Regions from separate parts of the Homo sapiens genome. Here region 1 is linked to region 2. Evidence: chromatin loops called from intact Hi-C (ENCODE). Cell type or tissue: sigmoid colon. All regions are shown on one strand. Links, peaks and the distances in the headings refer to the core of each region. The heading gives the core; the rest is flanking DNA. Region 1 overlaps NXN (nucleoredoxin). Region 2 overlaps NXN (nucleoredoxin).

Evidence for each region. Peaks named below come from ENCODE experiments on the same cell type or tissue, not always from the same donor. Only the 100,000 strongest peaks of a DNase experiment are listed, where the experiment ranks them.
Region 1: it touches region 2 in a loop (2.6-fold over the local background); 4 of 110 quality-filtered maps call a loop at or near these places.

The regions. Positions count from the first base shown.
Region 1 is chr17:950,264-953,170 of GRCh38, forward strand. All of the region lies in intron 1 of NXN (nucleoredoxin), which reads right to left. Among named protein-coding and RNA genes, the nearest start is that of NXN, 28 kb to the right of the region's middle. RefSeq lists an enhancer at 1-397. In sigmoid colon, for the core only: no CTCF peak of the experiment used is centred there; DNase peaks (open chromatin) are centred at 1,151, 1,428 and 1,708; H3K4me3 peaks cover 670 bases; H3K27ac peaks cover 425 bases.
Region 2 is chr17:884,794-887,700 of GRCh38, forward strand. All of the region lies in intron 1 of NXN (nucleoredoxin), which reads right to left. Among named protein-coding and RNA genes, the nearest start is that of NXN, 94 kb to the right of the region's middle. RefSeq lists an enhancer at 2,466-2,907. In sigmoid colon, for the core only: no CTCF peak of the experiment used is centred there; DNase peaks (open chromatin) are centred at 1,348, 1,648 and 2,518; H3K27ac peaks cover 458 bases.

The DNA of each region.
Region 1 (2,907 bases), core at 188-2,687, 65 kb after region 2:
GGAAGAATTTCAGAATCTTTTTATACAAGAAAGGGATTCGGTGGGGGAAGGGAGTGGGTACAGAGATGAAGAACTTTAGGGTTTGCTATTTCAAGCTTAAAATAAATCCCAACGAGAAAGGATCCGAAGGCTTGGTTTTATTTTTAAGATCTTATCCAAGGCAGGGAACTATATCTGGTTTTCAGGGGTGTGTGGGGTGCAAACGGCCGGGCCAGCACAGTCATTTCATCCCCTGTCGATTCCCCAAAAGCAAAACCAAAGCTCAGCATGTGCTTCTAGAACTTTCTATATCTGGTGTTCAGGGGTGGGTGGGGTGCAAACGGCCAGGCCAGCACAGTCATTTCATCCCCCGTCCGTTCCCCAAAAGCAAAGCCAGAGCTCGGCATGTGCTTCTAGAATTTTACAATCTTGAATTACGGCTTCAAAATAACTCACATTCCACTATAAGGAGGCTCAGAGGATGCCACCGAGTGGACGGACGTGAGCAGGACCACAGAGACAACCCAGTGGGACACGCAACACTGTTCCCAAGATGTTAGCAGGGGAAAGAGTCGGACGAAATGGCGAAGTGTTTGGCACAAAGAAGACCAACAAATGACACACCAAGCCAGTAAAGACACCTCCGTAAGAAAGACACATTCCTCCCCAAATCTACTTTAGGAGCTACTGCTGTCAACTCTTGACTTTCTGGAAGTCTAACTAGTACAAGGTCCAATCCTCAATCGCTTATGAAACAAAATCAGAAAAAACCGGGTAGAACCCTAGTACTCCGCATTATAAAAAGCACTTCCGGCCGGGCACGGTGGCTCACGCCTGTAATCCCAGCACTTTGGGAGGCCGAGGCTGGCAGATCTTTTGAGGTTAGAAGTTCGAAACCAGCCTGGCCAACATGGTGAAACCCTGTCTCTACTTAAAAAAAAAAAAAAAAAAAAAAAAAAAAGCTGGGCGTGGTAGCGGGCGCCTGTAAGCCCAGCTACTTGGGAGGCTGAGGCACGAGAATTGCTTGAACCCGGGAGACAGAGGTTGCAGTGAGTTGAGATCACACCACTGCACTCCAACCTGAGTGACAGAGTGAGACTCCATCTCGAAAAAAAAAAAAAAGACTGAACAGCTTCTCTTTAGAACTTTCTAACACACCCCCAGGTGGAGGCCAGTGTTGCAACGATCGCACGAGGGACCAGAGGGTAATTCTGCAGCCTGATCTCTCTGTTGAGATGCTCACGCTCTCTTTTTGCAGACATGATGTGGTTAAAGCCAGGGTCTTTCTCAATCAATACATTTTAAAAATGCGAGCTGGGGGCGGGGGCGGGGGTTGGGGGCGGGAGGGTCTGTCAGCTGTGTGGAGACAAACCTCCTGATCCAGGCGCTCTCTGGCAGAGGCGGGCAAGCCCCACTTCCATGTATGGAAGTGAATGAAAGCAGTAAAACCTCAGGCATGAGTCTGGGCAGGGCTGGGGGTGGGGGCCGGCATTCCTCCCAGCAGGGCCAGCCCCAGAGGGGCGGGCAGCAGGAACCTTCACCTGGGGTCCCGTGGGTATTTCCCTGGGAGAGCCACAGGGGCAGAGAGGACGGGAGGCAGGAAAGCAATGAGCTCGGCACACTCAGTAGACGGAGGGCACCCGGGAAGGGGAGCTCAGCCTCCCCGAGAATGCACCAGAGCCTGAGTCCTGGAAACCAGGGCCACGCAGCTCCCGCCTGCCCTGACCTCAGTCCCCTGGAATGCAGAATTCTCCACGGTCAGCCATCCATCACCACCGCTCCCTCATGGCCAGCGCTGAAAGAAGGGGCGTTTCCGTTTTTGTGGGGGGCGGTGGTGGTTGTGGTTTTTGTGGTCTGAGAAACTCATGACAGTTACCCACCTCCTGCCAGGACAAGGCCACAGGAGGTTGCAGAAAATTCAGGTCACACTGTGGGGGGGCTGGGGTCAGAGAGACCAAGGTTGGAACCCGGCAGGTACCACGGACGGTCACACTGTGGGGGGGCTGGGGTCAGACAGACCAAGGTTGGAACCCGGCAGGTACCACGGACGGTCACACTGTGGGGGGGCTGGGGTCAGACAGACCAAGGTTGGAACCCGGCAGGTACCACGGACGGTCACACTGTGGGGGGGCTGGGGTCAGACAGACCAAGGTTGGAACCCGGCAGGTACCACGGACGGTCACACTGTGGGGGGGCTGGGGTCAGACAGACCAAGGTTGGAACCCGGCAGGTACCACGGACGGTCACACTGTGGGGGGGCTGGGGTCAGACAGACCAAGGTTGGAACCCGGCAGGTACCACGGACGGTCACACTGTGGGGGGGCTGGAGTCAGAGAGACCAAGGTTGGAACCCGGCAGGTACCACGGACGGTCACACTGTGGGGGGGCTGGGGTCAGACAGACCAAGGTTGGAACCCGGCAGGTACCACGGACGGTCACACTGTGGGGGGGCTGGAGTCAGACAGACCAAGGTTGGAACCCGGCAGGTACCACGGACGGTCACACTGTGGGGGGGGCTGGAGTCAGACAGACCAAGGTTGGAACCCGGCAGGTACCACGGACGGTCACACTGTGGGGGGGCTGGAGTCAGACAGACCAAGGTTGGAACCCGGCAGGTACCACGGACGACAGGTTCCTGCTGCCCATCCCTCTGGGAGGAATGACGGCCAGCAGAGCCAGGACCCACTTCTCCGTCCTGGAAGACGCAATGAGATAATACATGAAAAGCAGTAACAAGGTGGTCCTAGAGGGGTCCTAGGCTACCCCGTGTTAAAGATGAGAGCCATGAAGACCACTTCAAGGTGGTCCCTGGAATCCAGTGAGGGGCTCAGTCCACAGAAGCCATGACTGATGATCATTATCATGGAACCCTCCAGCTCAGGGAATGTCTGAGTAGCTCCCTGAAGTCCAAACGGAAGACTATGACCC
Region 2 (2,907 bases), core at 162-2,661:
CCAAGTGTCTCAACAGCTCTGGATGTCCCGATAAAACATGTTTCTAGAATGTGAACAGTTTTGAAACATCTGTATTCCAATCACCAATCCAGAATCTTGGGAGCTAAAGAAAGTGTGGGCTTTCCCCCAAAACAAACACTCAGCGGAGGACACAGGAGAATGACCAAGGTGTAAATGAAAGAAGAATCTGGCCTGGGGCATCCTATGGCGAGCGCCATCCCCTTTAGGGGTAAGAGGGACATCTAAGACCAAGCGGAGCTGAGTCAGGCCTCCTGGGTGGGATGATACAGTATGAAAGAGAGGTCCAGGAAAGGGTCTCATTCAGGCTGACATGTCCCATCATGATCAGTCAAGTTTAGGACAGAGACTAATAAGACTCAACATATGCGGCCGGTCGCAGTGGCTCACGCCTGTAATCCCAGCATTTTGGGAGGCCGAGACGGGCGGATCACGAGGTCAGAGGTTGAGACCAGCCTGGCCAAGAGACCAGTCTGGCCAACATGGTGACACCTCGTCTCTACTAAAAATACAAAAATTAGCTGGGCGTGGTGCAGGCGCCCGTCATCCCAGCTACTTGGGAGGCTGAGGCAGGAGAATCACTTGAACCCGGGAGGTGGAGGTTGCAGTGAGCGGAGATCGCACCACTACACTCCAGCCTGGGCAACAAGAGCGAGACTCAATCTCAAAAAAAAGAAAAGAAAAGGAAAAAAAAAAGAGTTCAGGATTTCATAGTCCGTCTCCTATGTCTAGTCTTTCATTTCTCATAATCGTTTCTTAGCCAGGAATCATCTCTGGAAGTAAATGGCTTCCTTTTCTTTGCGCACACATGCCCCTCTCTGAAGAGAGGCGCCATGCCCACCTGGGGGCTGCGGTACTCGCTTTTTTTTTTTTTTTTTTTTTTTTTTTTGAGACAGAGTCGCTCTGTCCCCCAGGCTGGAGTGCAGTGGCGCAATCTCAGCTCACTGCAAGCTCTGCCTCCCGGGTTCACGCCATTCTCCTGTCTCAGCCTCCCGAGTAGCTGGGACTACAGGCGCCCGCCACCACGCCCGGCTAATTTTTTTTTTTTGTATTTTTTTAGTAGAGACGGGGTTTCACCGTGTCAGCCAGGATGGTCTCGATCTCCTGACCTCGTGATCCGCCCGCCTCGGCCTCCCAAAGTGCTGGGATTATAGGCGTGAGCCACCGCGCCCAGCTGTGGTACTCACTTTTAATGCTCCTTAGAAAATTCTAACCAAAGGCTCCAAACGCAGCTCAAAACCCTGGCATGGAACCACACAAAAGGCACAAAGAGGCTGGGGCCAGGTGGAGCCCATCAGAAATTGAAGGCTCTGTGTCAGGAGCCACCCCATTCTGACCACGGGTCCGGGTTTCTCCACGGAAGCAGCTCCCAGGTCCCCAGTGTTAGGCAGAGTGGATTTCAGTCAGGAAAACTACGCAAGGCCATGTTCTTAGAATCTCTCCAACATTATTCTTGGCTCTGCTGACATTGCTTTGGCTTTAAAAAATCAATAAATTAAGCAAGCAGAAGGTTCTCTAACATCCAAGCTGGACTAAAGGGTTTTGCTCTTACCGAGCCAGAGGGAATATTTATTCCAAGAGACGTAAGATAGATTCTGCTGGACACCTGCCACTTGCTCATGATTCTTCCCTGGGAGGCTGGCAGCGCACGGAGAGGCTTCGCTCCACGGGAACCAACACCGTTGGCCGGCGCGGTGGCTCACGCCAGGAATCCCAGCACTTTGGAAGGCCAATGTGGGTGGATCACCTGAGGTCAGGAGTTCGAGATCAGCCTGGCCAATGTGGTGAAACCCCATCTCTACTAAAAATACAAAAAATTAGCCGGGCGTGGTGGCACACAGCTGTAGTCCCAGCTACTCAGGAGACTGAGGCAGGAGAATCACTTCAACTCGGGAGGTGGAGCTTGCAGTGAGCTGAGATCGTGCCACTGCACTCCAACCTGGGCGACAGAGTGAGACTCTGTCTCAAAAAAAAAAAAAAAATAGAAATAATACCTCTTACTACACTGGATGGTTTGAATTCCAACCTAAAGCAAAAAGAGGAAGGCTTTGATCTCATTCTATTGTTTATCCTAACATTTTTGCCTGACAGTCTGGATAAAACAAACTTTTATTTTGTTATTTATTTATTTTTTTTCAGATCCAGGCTGGAGTGCAGTGGAGTGATCATGGCTACGGCCTTAACCTCCTGGGCTCAAGCAATCCTGCCACCTCTGCCTCCCAAGTAGCTGGGACTACAAGGCGTGAACCACCACACTTGGCTAATTTTTGTATTTTTTTTTTTCTGTAGAGATGGGGGTCTCACCATGTTGCCCAGGCTGGTCTCGAACTCCTGGCCTCAAGCAATTCACCCGCCTCAACCTTCCAAAGTGCTGGGATTACAGGCGTGAGCCACCGCGCCTGGCCTCAGTCTTTTATCTGGTGGGAGCTCCATAAATCCATGCTAGCTGACCGGCCAGTCCTCTCCCAGGCAAGTGGCCACAGCGACGAAGGTTTGGCGGAGGTGCAGGGGGAGGTGTGGACAACGTACAGTCACAAGGCAGCGTCCGATTCAGTGAGGGTGACTGGGGAAGCTGCCGTTCATGAGCTCTTGTCACCAACTTGGGAAGCTGCCGTTCATATGCTCGTCACCAAAGTCAAGAATACCTTCTTCTGCACCACATTCTCGGAGATTTTCCAAATCCCGGGCATTTTCAGGCCTTCACTCCCTCCACTAATACCCCACAGCTTACTCCTCCCAAGTGAAGAGGCCGAGAAAAGAATCCATTTTATTTGTCAGAACCAGCCATAAGGTAAACAAATACAAAGAAAGTGTGTGCTCGCCAATTAAACGGGAATGCAGGCTTCTGGCGGAGACATGACCCCATTTTTCCATTCGCTCCATGTCAGT